2 separate regions of the Homo sapiens genome follow, and region 2 is linked to region 1. The links are chromatin loops, found by intact Hi-C in ENCODE. Cell type or tissue: thyroid gland. All regions are shown on one strand. Links, peaks and the distances in the headings refer to the core of each region. The heading gives the core; the rest is flanking DNA.

Region 1 (9,595 bases), core at 1,604-6,603:
CAGAAGGGTGCCCATTAGTTTAAAAACATAAGTGCATGACACAGAGTTTCTGCTGCTTCCATAACCACGAAAGCCAGGCATTCTATCTGGGAACCACAGGGAGAAAACTTTTTCTAACATGGGCTTGTGAAACATCTGTATAAGTCACTTTTGTTTCAAAGCTATTTGAATAATGGCATTTCACTTCGAACTGTTCCCTTGAATTAAAAAGTGACTATTTACAGTCTGTGGTATTTTTAAACATGCCCAAGTGGTACAATAATTTGGTACAATAAGTGGTACAATGAATAGTTCAGCACAGCTCATTGTAATTAGAAAAACAAATTACATATAGGGTGTAAATTTCCCTAAAATAGCCTTGTACCTTGATCACCACTATAATAACATCATTTAATGCCACATCTCTTGGTTTTCTCCACACTAAAACCTCTTTTTATTTTTTTCCCACCAAAATAAAAAGGCAACTTTCAGTGATTCTATAAAAATGTAGTAAAACAGGAAATAAGAATCCAAAATAACACAAAATTACAGTCTTTAATTTCAAATAAGAAATATGGAAAAGCTGCAGGGCTTTGAGGGTGCATCTGCAGATGGAAACAGCTTTGTTCATAAGCTGTGTCAACTCCACATTAGGCCTGGGATGCTCAGCATCTCTTGAAGCCATGATGGCACTATTCTGCATGATGTTCGAGTGAGTATTGAGCTCTTCCAAGAATAGGGAAACTTCTCAAATCATTGTGGGACCAAGCAGCTGTCCAACTACAATTTTCAGTCTATCTGCCTTAAAAATGTGTGCTGTTTCTGGAATGGGTTATAGTTAAAACAACAGAAACCTCCAGATGGAAGGAACCTAGAGGGTGAGCAGTACAACTTCCCTCCATATTCAAATCCTCTCTACCTCATCGAAGGCAAAGAACCATCCAATTCGGACTGAACAACTCCTCCCCTAAAATGCATGTGACCTCATCTTAGGGGATTAAGTGCAGATGGGTAAATTCACTCAAAAACATCTCCTGGGGACCTGCTATGTGCTAGGCAGTGGGCTGGATGCACGGCCCCCACAGACTAGGCACAGAGTCTGCCCCAAGATTACACAGGACAGATGGGAACACAAGCTGATAATTAAATCATCAAAACATGTAGGTACTAAGCACTGAGGGAACAGAAAAGTCCCTGGGGAGGTGGTCAGGGAAGCTTCATAAAAGAGGTAACACCTGAACTATGTCTTAAAGTACAGTGCGGCAATAAAATAAAACAAAGCCTTATGTTAAGACTCAGCACAAATGTCACCTCTGTGGCCCTTTGGAATCCTCTTTCCTCTGCTTGGAATCCTTTCCTCCGTGTTTGTCTGTTGAATTCTCACTCATCCAGAGCACCAAGGTAAATGAACAAGCCTGTGAGTGAGGAAGTAGACAGAGCAGAGGCTGGAAGGGTGTGCTGGCTTGAATACTGCCCCCCAACCCTAACTAATGACCACCTGGAACCTCAGAGTGTGATACTGTTTGGAAATAGGTCTTTGCAAATATAATTAGTTAAATTAAGATAAGGTCATGATAAATTAGGGTGGGTCCTAATCCAATGACTTGTGTCCTTATCAGAAGGCCAAATGAAGACACAGAGACACACAGGAAGAAGCCTGTGATGACAGAGGTAGAGACTGGAGTGATGCATCTACCACCCTAGGAACACAGAGGACTGCCAGCAGCCACCAGGAACTAGAAGAAAGCACATCACAGACTCTCCCTGAAAGCACCAAAAGGAGCCAATTCTGGCAACACCTTGATTGTGGACTTCTGGCCTCCAAAACTAGGAGGAAATACATTTCTGTTGTAATTTGTTATAGCAGATCTAGGAAACTCACAAAAAGTGTAAGCAGAGACTGAATTAAGAGGGCCACAAATTCCCACACCATACACAATGGGGTACCACTGGTAGAGGGCAAAATCAAATATATTCCAGAAAACCACTACAGAGGCAAAGAAGAAACACATGGGAAGGAGAGAGACCAGGCAGGAGGTCACTGTGGCAGAGAGGCAGGAAGAGAAGACAGATCTGAGAGCAACAGATGGGGGAGACATACACTTCAGTGTCCACACAGAAGAGGGGGACGGAAAAGGAGAAGAACTGAGGATCACGCCGGGTGTGTAGCTCATGCAAGGGCATGACGGGGTGGAACCTTCAGGTGAAATAAATGAAGAGTCCCAGATTCAGAGCAGACGGGAGTGAGGTGGGAGGCAGACCTGAGAAGATGAGAAATTTTGAACATGAGATACCTGCAGTCAAAACGCCCTGGTCTGTAGTAGATAACTGAAAATAAAGGAAAAGAATCTAGCTGTACAATTCAGGATTTGGCAGCACATATGTGGTCAAAGCCAACTGTATGGTTAAGATCATCCAAGGAGAATGGGCAGAAGGAGAAGACCAGAAGACCACGAACAGGCCTGAGACCCTATAACATTTAAGGGTCAGGCAAAAAGAGAATCTTGGAAGAAATGGAGAAAAGCAGTCAGAAAGTAGGAAGTAGGTAAACCAAGAACATCCTGCACTGGGGAAGTGGAGTAAAAAGATGCATGAAGGATGTCTGTTCTGGCTATATGCTGTTCAGGTAATACCGCACTTACAGACAATCCTAGACAGCGGGAGTCAAGAGTGAACAGCTACCCCAGAAAGCTAATGTGCACTCCCTGAGAAGCTTACAGAAGGCAGAAAATACAGATGGCATGGCTTCTATTCAGCACCAAAGGTGCTGTGGTTTGCACTGGGTGACATTCTGGAGTGCAGCTGGAGGGAACCCATCATGGGGAGAGCCCTGGAGAAGACAGCGAGCAAAGTATCTGTTCACAGAAGGAGGAAAAGATGCCTACCAAGATAAGTAGAACCAAGTGACAAGGAGCAGCCTTCCCACGGATCTATGAAATGCAATGAATTGTCCTATGAGGCAAGGAGCTCCCTTTCAATACAGTTTGTGATCATCTGGGAGAGCTTGAGTATTCCAGATTAAGGGTCCATAGGGTTTTCTTGTAAAGGGCCAGAGAGTAAATATTACAGGTTTGAGAGCTACATGGTCTCTGTTGCAGCTGCTCAACTCTGCCATTATAGTGCAAAAGCAGCCACAGATAATGTGTGAACAAATGGGGCACAGTTGTGTTCCAATAAAATTTTATTTACAAAAACAGGTATGGACTGATTTGGCTCAAGCATGTGTGTCCTAGTCTGCCAACCCTGGCTCTGGATTCTTGCTTCTCAAAGAGTGGTGTGGTCCATAGACCACAAACCTCAGTTATCACCTGGCAGTCTGTTATAAATGCAGAATTGCAGGTCCCTATCAGACCTGCTGAATCAGAGCCTAAAGTTCAACAAAATCCCCAGGTGATCTGCATGCACAGAGAATTTGAGAAATGGTGTAGATGGGTGGTGCCCACATTGTACGGCAAGATGGGCTCACATCAGAATCTCCTGGGAAGCCGATAAAAACCACATTCCTGACCTTAACCACAGAAGCTCCAACCTAATGGCCTAGATGGCCTCGGGAGCCTGAATTTTCACAAGGCCACTCTGGCAATGCTAAGGTTTGGAAGCCTCTGGTCTGAAAGCCTCAGAGGATTCCTCCAACCAAGTTTCTATGAGTCTACTTAAGAGAAATAAAGATTTGCCCACTCTCCTAATTTTGTTCTTGTTTTTCTTATTGTTTTTTTCAGTCAAAAACGGACTTTCCTGTTTCAGAGAGAAATCTTACTAATAGTTGCCTCCCGCATTCTAAACTTGAACAAAGGGAACAGAACACTCAAAGGAAAAAAAAAAGCCAGTTCTCAAGCAGTGTTAGAGCGCCACCTACTGGGTGCCCCCCACCCCCCGAGACTGTACCCACATCTCCAGCAAAGGCCTCACAGTGTGTCCTTAGAGGTCATCAGTAGTGCATGGAGTGGGAGAGAAAGGGAGGAGGAAGACAGGGAGAAATCAAAGTCGGTTGGAGAAAAATGACACCATTGATCATACCAGTGTCATACCAGTGCTGACTTAAATATTACACTGAATAACTTCTTTGGGGTAACTGAGCTCTCCTAACTTCAGCATCAGAATTAAATTGAGAAGTGCTGAATAAACCCTGTGCCTCTAATCCCCCATCCTTTGTCAGGATGCTCCTGGAGAACCAAGTCTGGTTCTGAACAGGACACACAACTACCTCACTGCCCTCTTCCCTTCCGCATATAGTCTTCAAGCACCCACTATGGACTACGCATTGTCTCAGGGGTACATGGATAAACAAGACATGGTCATGGTCTCTGCCTGCATAAAGCTTACAGTCTTAAGAGATAAAGAATTAATAAAGCAGAATTATGGCAAGATATTTTCATGTCAAGCTTCCATTTTATTTGAAAGTGCTTGGGGAAGGCCTTGGAGGGCAGGAGGCAGAGACAGGGAGTGGGATGCCTGAAGTTAGTTTCAAGTGACAGCAAGTTCAGAATGAGGTGGCCACAGGAACTCATGATGGAGATGGAAATGGAAAGGAGGTAAAAGTTCTTGCAGATGAGACAGAGACTGAGGCTAGATGTGCCATCCAGGAGGACACAGAAGTCACCTTGGGGTGGTGAAGGAGGATGAGCATGACTGAGTCCTGAATGAATGAGGGGTGACTGGGAGAATGACAGCAATGAGGAGGGCATGGGGAAGGCATAGCCAGTATCCAGAACAGCTAAGGAACTGAGTTTTCTATGAAGAAACAGTAGCAAGGTAAGAAATACAGGCATGGGAAGAAATTACGCAAGTCCATGAGCACGCTGAACTAAGGAACTCCTGGGTCAACAGTGGGCTCCCCTGCTGGACAGCAATTGTGCCAGAAAGACTCTCCTTGTGTTGAACTGCAGCTCATCAGCAGGTGACCATCACCTACAGGCTACAGTCCAGAATTCTCAAGCCACAGAAGTTAGAACTGGACCTTCTCACATGGGAAACATGTCTGAAATCTGAAGAAGGATGTGGGCTCACCTGCCATCTGGCTGTGCGACCTCAGAAAAGGCACTGATCACTCTGGCCCTCGGAGCCTGAATGAGAGGACCCTAACAGCTTAACAGTCCCGAGTCTGCTCAGTGTGGAGAAGCCACAAGAAAACCTTTTCATCTTTGAAAGAGAATCCAGCAATTCCACTTTGGGGTATGTATCCAAAAGAAACAAAGTGAGGACTCGAACAGATGTTCACAGCAGCAATATTCACAATAGCCAATAAGGGCAAGCAACCCAAGTATGCGCTGATGAACGGATAAACAAAATCTCGTACAAATTTACAATGGGATGTTATTCAGTCTTAAAAAGGAAGGAGATTCTGATGTATGTCACCACATTAATGAACTGTGAAAACATTTTCTTCAGTGAGATAAGCCAGACACAAAAGGACAAATATTGTATGGTTTCACTTATATGAGGTATCTAGAATAGACAAATGCAGAGAGACAGAAAACAGAATGGAGGTTGCCAGGGGCTGGGGGGATGGGGAAATGGAAAATTACTGCTTAATGGATGCAGGTCTCAGTTTGGGAAGATGAAAAATTCAGGAGATGGGTAATGGCGATGGTTTCGCAACAATGTAAATGTACTTAATGCCACTGGGCTATATACCTACAAAGAGAAAGGTAAATTTTATGTTATGTATATTTTATCAAAAAAGAAAAAGAAAAACTTGAAAAAGAGATCAACGTAGAAATAAAGCAGCTGCGATTACTGAATCTGGCCTAAGAAAGCCATGCACTAATATTCCTATCTGGTATAGGTTTTATTTCTCCAATTAGGCTGAATCTTCATTTCTCTCTAACTCCTGGCATTACCAACCAAATCCCACAAATTTGATGGCTTAAAACCACAGAAATTTTTTCTTTCATGGTTTTAGAGGTGAGGAGTTCAAAATCAAGGTGCTAGCAGGGCCATGCTCCCTCCCGAGTCTCCATGGCAGGATCCTCCCAGCGTCTTCCAGCTTCCAGTCGCCCCAGCATTCCTTGGCTTGGCTGCATAACTCCAATCCAGCCCCCTGTGGGCATGCGGCTGTTTTCTCCCTGAGTGTCTTCATGTTGTCTTCCCTCTGAGCATGTCTGTGTCCAAATTCCCCTCTTCTTATGAGGATAGCAGTCATACTGAGTTAAAGGCCCACCCTACTGCAGTAAGACCCCATCTTAACTAATTACATCTGCTATAATTATATTTCCAAATAAGGTGTCACAGTTTAGGGCACACTGGGTTAAAACTTCGACATATCTTTTGGGGGACACAATTCAGCCCATGATACCACCCAAATGTAGAGTTAGCCTAAGTCTCAGTCCTCACCTTACTCGCACTCTTGGCAGCATCTGACACAGGTTATCACATTGACACCATCTTTCTTTACAAGATACCCTGCCTTTCAAGCATACAGCACACTGTTTAACTTTCCTCATCACCCCACCTCTCTGTGTCTCCTCTGTTGACTGGTCCTACCCCACCCTCTCTCCATGTTGGAGCAGCCCTCAGACCTTGCCCCTGTCTACATATAATCACCCCCTAAGAAACACCATCCACTCCTATAGCTTTAAACACTATCTATTTTCTGACAATCTGCCATATCTATAGCTCTATTCTAGCCTGCAATCTCCAGATACCATATCTCACTGCCCACCTGACACATCATCTGGACCACAGCACCTGATTCAACATGTTCAAGCAGAACTCTTTGATTTTCCTCCAAAATCTGCTTCTTCACCAGGCTTCTTCAAGTGTCATGAAGGTGTCATTCCATCCGGTGCCTGAAACCTTGGTCATGTCCTTAATCCTGATCTTTCTCTCATCTTCCCATGTCCAATCAGCACATCTTGTTACTTCCGTATCTTAGAAAAGATGCCCTGAGTCTTAGAAAAGATGCACTTCCCACCTCCACTGCTGTCACCCTAGATCTCAACTGCTGTCACTCTAGACCAAGGATCAGCAAACTGCTGCCCCTGAGCCAAATCTGGCCACAAGCAATCATGTCTACTCTGCAGAACTAAGTAGCTGCGACAGTGACCATGTGATCTGCAATGACAAAAAAACTTTATGATCTGGCCCTCTGCAGAAGTTTGCTGACCCTGGTCTAGGCCCTTGATGTCACTTTCGACTATCCTTTTGCGTGATCTTCTAATCAGCAATAAGACATAAGAGTATTGCTTTTTGTTTGCTCTTTGCCTTCTTGGACAAAACTGCTTCTTTTCCTTTCTGTTCCCTAATTAGAACCCTCACTCTGTGCTTACCAAGTGGCTCTCCCTGCCTCTATTCTCTCCTGTACACCATTACTGAGGCTTAACTCTTGGAACCGCCAAGTTCACCCTGCTCAGGTACCTGCAATGGCTCCCGCTGTCCCCAGCATTTAGCCCATCCATCTGGTTAGTTTTCAAAGTCCCCTGTAACCTAGCCTACCCTGCATCATAGTTAATCAAGGCCCCAATGCCCCCAACAGGCCACGCCTCCCCCAGAAAGTGCTTCCCACCCTCCCAGACAGTGCTTTTTTTGTGCTTTTGGGCCTGTATTTTCCTTCCAGTTGTCACCCAGCTTGTTCCTCTCTCTTCTGGTTATCAGGAAGAGAGAGTTTATGAAAAGGGAAAAAAAATTGTGAAGAAATTGTCTAATCATCTTCATTTCCTTACCTCCCATTCACTCTTCACCACAGCCATCTGCCTCCCACTTCTCCACTAAAATCATTCCTGCTGGATCCCCAATATTTTCATTAAATCCAGTAAGTTGTATTTCTCCCAGACTGCACTGGCTTCTCTGCAGCAGCATTTAACAGAGTTCACTACTGTCTGAAACACTCTCCTTTTACCATTTAGCTGATTATTCCCTCTCACTGCCTTCTTCCATGTTTATTTTTTCCACTAAACAACAAGCTCCTTGATGAAGGGACCATGTCATCTGTGGCTTTCTGCCACTGCACATACATTCCAGCATATGGTAGGCCCTCAATCAACGTTAGCTGAAATCAACTGTGACTAAATGTTTTCAGCTCAAGAATTTCTATTTGATTATTTTGGTGCAGTTTTCAGTCAGTTCTACGTAAAAAATCTCCATATAATCATAATTCTTTGAATATATGATTAATGATTAGTTAAAATGCATGGTTGATCAATCCACTATCTGGATCTCCAACAGGTTTGTTTCTATTTCTGATTTTTCTCTTGGTTTTCTTGTACATCTAGTTATTTCCTAGTGAGTGCTGAATATCATATGTGAAAAACCTGAGCAAGAATTTGACAGTACATAAGAGGAGGCAGAGCAAAATGGCTGAATTGAACCCTCCAATGATTGACCCCCATTAGGAGATAGACAATATAAAAAGATATAAAGTATCCATGCAAGAAAGCACCCTCCTAAGAACTAAAAAATCAGAGGAGCAATCACTGTACCTGGTTTTAACATAACAACGAAAGTGGCATTGAAGAGAGTAGGAAGTACGGTCTTGCACTGCTTACACCACCCCTCCCCTAAACCCAGGCAGTGCAGTCTGGAGAAGAATCCGTGTGCTTGAAGGAGGGAGAGCAAAATGAGTATGCGACTTTGCACTGGAACTCAGTGCTGCCTTGTCAAAGCCTCACACAACACCAGGCAGACTTCTGCCAGGTCCCACAAAAGAAGCATTTAGACCAGCCCTGGGCCAGAGGGGAATCTTCTGCCCCAGTGGGAGAAAAGTGACTCCTGCTGGCTTCACCACCAACTGACTAAAGTGACTTAGGGCCCCAAATAAATCTGAGTGCCAATCAGGACATAGTAACTGTAGGCCTTGGACAAGCCCTGGTGCTGCACTGGTCTTAGAAGCAGTGGGCTTGGGATGTGACCCAGTACGACATTAACTGTACCAGCCATGGGAACACCTGCATCACCTCTCTCCCAACTCCAAGCAGTGCAGCTTGGGGAGAGATCTTTCAACTTGGGCAAAGGAGAGGAAAGAGTACAGAGGATACTGTCTTGCAACTTAGATATCAGGCTCAGTCACAATAAAATAAAGCACCAGATAGATGCCTGATATAATATGCAGGTATGAGAAGGTTAAAGGACACAAAGAAGACTCAACCCAAGCAAGACTACCTCAAGGAATACAATAATCCAACTTTCAAAGGTGAAGGACAAAGAAAGGATCCCAAAAACACCAGGTGAAAAGATGCAAATTACATATAAAAGAGTTCCAAGATATCTGGCAGCAGACTTTTCAGTGGAAACCTTACAGTCCAGGAGGGAGTGGGATGACATATTCAAAGCACTAAAGGAAAAAAGCTTCCAACCTAGAATATCATCACCAGCAAAGTTATCCTTCAAACATAAAGGTGAAATAAAGACTTTCCCAGACAAACAAAAGCTGAGGTATTTCATCAACACTAGAACTGTCTTACGAGACATGGTAAAAGGAGTTCTTCAGTCTGAAAGAAAAGGATGGTAAGGAGCAACAAGAAATCATCTAAAAATACAGACTCACTGGTAAAAGTAAGTACACAGACAAATACAGAATACTCTAACACTGTAATTGTGGTATGTAAACCACTCATACCTTAAAATGAAGACCCTAAGGTAAACGTATCAAAAATAATCATAATTACAAGTTGTTAGGAGA
Region 2 (5,000 bases), core at 1-5,000, 250 kb before region 1:
TTTCTGCCTGGATGTTCTTTCTAACACTGTCAGTGGGGTGTTGAAGCCTCCCACTATTACTCTGTTGCTGTCTGAGTCTTTTTTTAGGTTAAGCAGAACTTGATTTATGAATCTGGGCATGTATATATTTGGCATAGTTAGGTCTTCCTGTTGAATCAAACCGTTTATCATTATATAATACCTTTCTTTGTCCCTTTTTACTGTTGGTTGGTTTAAAATCGGCTATATCTGATAAAAGAATTGTGACTCCTGCCCTTTTTTGTTTTTCATTTGCATGTTAGATCTTTCTCCATCCCTTTACTTTGAGCCTGTGTGTGTCATTACATGTGAAATGGGTCTCTTGATGACAGCAGTCAGGTCTTGTCCTTTTATCCAACTTGCCACTGTATTCCTTTTAAGTAGTGACATTTAGACAATTTATATTCAGAGTTAGTATTGATATATGAGATTTCGATCCTGCCATCGTATTGTTAGCTGGTTGTTTTGTAGACTTGATTATGTAGTTGCTTTATAGTGTCTCTAAGCTATGTCCTTAAGTGTGTTTTTGTGGTAGTAGGTGGTGGTTTTTTGTTTCCATGTTTAGCACTCTATTAAGGACCTCTTGTAAGGCTGATCTAGTTGTAATGAATTCCTCAGCATTTGCTTGCCTGAGAAGGATTTTATTTCTCCTTTGCTTATGAAGCTTAGTTTGGTGGGATATGAAATTCTTGGTTAGAATTTCTTTTTTCTTTAAGGATGCAGAAAATAGGTCCCCAGTCTCTTCTGGCTTGTAAGGTTTCTGCCGAGATGTCCGCTGGTAGCCTGATGGGGTTCCCTTTGTAAGTGACCTGACCCTTCTGTCTAGCTGCCTTTAAGATCTTTTCTTTCATGTTGACCTTGGTGAATCTCATGACTGTGCCTTGGGGATGGTCATCTTATATAATGTCTGATAGGAATTCTCTGTATTTCTTAATTTGCATGTCAACCTTTCTAGCACGATTGGAGAAATTTTTCTGGACTGTATCCTCGAATATGTTTTCCATATTGCTTATTCTCTCTTCTCTCTCAGGAATGCCAATGAGTCATAGGTTTTGCCTCTTTACATAATCTCATATTTCTCAGAGGTTTTTTTTTTCCATTCTTCTTCATTCTTTTTCCTTTATTTTTCTCTGACCAAGTAGATTTGAAGAACTGGTTTTGAAGCTCTGAGATTCTTTCCTCAGTTTGGTCTGTTATGTTGTTAATACTTTCAGTTGTATTATGAAATCCTTGTAGTGAAATTTTCAATTCCAGAAGTTCAGTATGGTTCTTTCTTAAAATGGCTATTTTACCTTTGTAAAATTGTTTTACTGGATTCATTGGATTGGGTTTTAACTTTCTCCTGAATCTTGATGAGCTTCCCTGCCATCCAGATTCTAAATTGTATGTCTGTCTTTCAGTAACTTCAATCTGGTTAAGAACTATTGTTGGTGAGCTAGCAGGCTCATTTGGAGGTAAGGGGACATTCTGGCTTTTTGAATTGCCAGAATTCTTGCACTGATTCTTTCTCATGTTAGAGGGCTATTGTTCCTTTAACTGCAGTGTAAGTCGAGTATAGTCAACTGGCCTTGTTTCTGGGTGCTTTCAGAGGGCCACAGCTCTATATAGATCTTTACTGTGCCTAGATTCTTGCCCTGGGTGTCACAGAGATGTATATTGGCAGAATTATTTTGGTGTTGTAATTTTGGCTGTGATCCAGTAGCTGGCATTTAACATTAGTGTCCAGTGGATAGGCTCTTACTCAGCTGCATAGTTCTTTTGTATTTCTGTGTGTTCACAGCCGTGCTCTGTGGTGGGGTTGGGGAGAGAGATGACCACTCATAAGGGCCACTCCTGGACCATGGGTGAGGTCCCTCCTATCACTGGCACTGTACCTGCATTACTGTTGTTTGGTGTCTTGGGTTGCAGGGCTCCCTTAGACAGAGGCCATGGCTGCCAGACAGGCCACACCCTTCCCAGACCAGCACTGTGGAGGAAGGCATGTCCCATTCCTGCACTGGCCCACGAACCCACGTGTCTCACTCCTTTCAGTGTTCTGAAAGTGGGATTTCTCCCCTACTTGAGTGCCAGCCCCAGCTCTTAGCTCGACAGCCCCAGCTGTGTGCTGTAGCCCTGTAGCACTGGGACCAGCCTGTGGCTCCATCGTCTGGACCCTCAGGGTCAGGCACCAGCTGTGCTGGGGAATCTGAAATGCTCCCAGGCTGCCAGGAAGGTACTCAGGTGGAACCACCAGCAAAAAACAAGGCTAGGCAGCAGAGGCTGCCCTGTGCACACATTCCTGCAGGGCAGCTTGGCAGGGGCCCTGGAAGGGGCTGTAGGGGAGGAGGGCCTGCAGAACAGATGTTCCTCTGTCCCACAGGGAAGCTGGCCCCAGGCTGGCCTGCCCCAGCATTCAGGTGGGGCTAGTCCTACTCCAGGGGAAATAAGAAGTCTTAGGGGATGGGCGCCTATGGCCACCTTCTGCTGCAGCTGCCTTAGATATGAAAACCCCTGGGCTCCATGTATTCTGGAGCTCTGTCTCTGCCTACTGTTTGGGCCAATCCCCCTGCCAGTTGAAACGTCTCCAGGGGGCATGGAATCTTGTAGCTAGGATCTCTGAGGTCCATAGTGAGAGTGTGCTGCCCCATCATCCATTCACTCACCCCTTTCTAGGAGCCTTTCAAGGCCAAGAACCAGCCCTGGCATTGGGCAACCCCCACAAGGTTACCAGCTTCCTCCCTCTTCAGCTTCCAGTTTGTATCACCTCTCTATCAGCTCTTGGTGCTTTTTCTCCAAAGATCTGCTCAAAATATGTTGGCTTACTCGATATTTTGGTCTTTATTAGTGGCAGTGGTGCTTCTTGGCCCTGTCTAGTTGGCCATCTTGTCCTTCTTCCACTAAAAATTATTTTTAAAAATAGTTTCAGGCTGGGCGCGGTAGCTCATGCCTGTAATCCCAGCACTTTGGAAGGCTGAGGCAGGCGGATCACCTGAGGTCGGGAGTTCATGACCAGCCTGACCAACATGGAGAAACCCCGTCTCTACTGAAAATACAAAATTAGCCGGACATGGTGGCACATGCCTGTAATCCCACCTACTCAGGAGGCTGAGGCAGGAGAATCGCTTGAACCTGGGAAGTGGAGGTTGCAGTGAGCCAAGATTGCACCATTGCACTCCAGCCTGGGCAACACGAGCGAAACTCCATCTCAAAAAAAAAAAATAGTTTCATTGATAACCTTCCTTTGAACTATAGTTAATGTTAAGAGTTAACAAGTAACATATGTTGAGTGCCCATCAGTGTAATACCTCAGATATAAAAGTCCTGTAGATTTTTAAAATATGATATTCACTCAGTTCTTATTTGCCCAGTTAACAGTGGGATCGGAATTTTTTTTAGCTTCTACCATTTACTTATATTTGGAGAAATGATGATGATGATGATGATATCCCAAGAGCTTTTAATATTACTTTAATGAATATTTATTAAGTACTCACTATATGCTCTACATGTGTCATGTAGAGGGTGGCGCATGGTGGTGATTTCATGACATACAGGTATTCAGGCATTGTCCGAAATGTTCTCTGGGAGGATGTCTGGAAAAAACTCCAGTTCCAGATCGCGTCTGCAACCATGAAATCTCCCCACCATGAATGAGGAGGAGGAGGAAGAGGAAGAGTTATAAGTCAGGACTTACCTCTTGCCTTTATTAATTTGCTGTTTCAATTAAGTTTAAATAAAACTACATGACTGAAGGATACTGCCCTTCCCCTTTCCTTCAAGGCTGCCATTTGAAGGGCCTTTGCTAGTTTTTGTTGATTTGCTTGAAAGTGTTTCTCTTAGGCCCATGACCCCTTTCATTTATTTTTTTATTTAAAAAATTGTTAATTGTAGCAAAAGCATAACATAAAACTAACCATTATTAAGTGTACAGTTCAGTAGTGTTAAATAGATCCATATTAAACAGATCTTCAGCACTTTTTCATTTTGCAAAACTGAAAATCTATATCCCTGAAATAACAAGTCTCTGTTTCCCCTTCTTCATCCCCTGGTAACTACCATTCCACTTTCTCTTTCTATGAATTCAACTACTCTAGGTACTTCATAGAAGTAGAATCATATAGTATTTGCCTTTTTGTGACTGGCTTATTTCACATAGCGTAAGTACCTGAAGGTTTATCTACGTTGTAGCCTGTGACTTACACCTTTCATTTTTAGCTTTGGCTGCTGCTGCCATGTTCCCTGTATTTAAGCTGTGGTTTAAAACAGCTTGAGAGGACTCAACTCAGGCTGCCAAGAAAAATGGCAGCAAGAGCTCATTCTACCTATTAAATACTAACATGTTGCTTCCAGGAGGGAAGTGAGCAATTATTGTTTATTCCAAAACATCTGGATATATATGCGGTTATATGTTACAGTTAAAAATTTGTATACTAGTTCATGTTAACTGCAAAGACAAACTATTAGCAAATTATCTATTAGACTTCATTTGGATTTGTCTCTGGTTTATTTAAGTTTTGTCTTTGATAGCAGCAGAAAATGAATCAATAAATGAAAATGAATTTATATTTCTTAAGGCATCCATTACTCATCAGAGATAGTTAATTTAGCTAACATTTGGAAGTGCTGATACCACCAACAAAGCCTAGCATCAAATAATTTCTTTTAATTTCTTTTAATGTCTTAAACACAAATAAAAAACTTATAAACAAATTTGCTTTATTTTCTGAATATTTATAGAATACGTAAGAATTGGTTTTATCTTCATAAAATTATATAATTGGGCTTATCTGAGGTTTGTTTTCATTCTCTTTAATTAAATTATTAGTTAATATCTGATATTCCTATTTATTCTTACCATGCATACAATCTATAGCCCAATAGCATGGGAACTCTTTTTTTTTTTTGAGATGGAGTCTCTCGCTCTGTCGCCGAGGCTGGAGTGCAGTGGCACGATCTCAGCTCACTGTAAGCTCTGCCTCCCAGTTTCACGCCATTCTCCTGCC

Evidence for each region. Peaks named below come from ENCODE experiments on the same cell type or tissue, not always from the same donor. Only the 100,000 strongest peaks of a DNase experiment are listed, where the experiment ranks them.
Region 2: a loop joins it to region 1, with 3.0 times the contacts of the local background. A loop is called at or near these places in 39 of 110 quality-filtered maps.

Annotation. Positions count from the first base shown.
Region 1 is chr11:94,166,113-94,175,707 of GRCh38, reverse strand. All of the region lies in intron 2 of PANX1 (pannexin 1), which reads right to left. Among named protein-coding and RNA genes, the nearest start is that of PANX1, 42 kb to the right of the region's middle. In thyroid gland, for the core only: a CTCF peak has its summit at 3,832 (motif pointing left); a DNase peak (open chromatin) is centred at 3,838.
Region 2 is chr11:94,420,935-94,425,934 of GRCh38, reverse strand. The region is part of intron 19 of MRE11 (MRE11 double strand break repair nuclease); the gene reads left to right. Among named protein-coding and RNA genes, the nearest start is that of GPR83, 22 kb to the right of the region's middle. In thyroid gland, for the core only: a CTCF peak has its summit at 2,166; a DNase peak (open chromatin) is centred at 2,224; H3K27ac peaks cover 1,763 bases.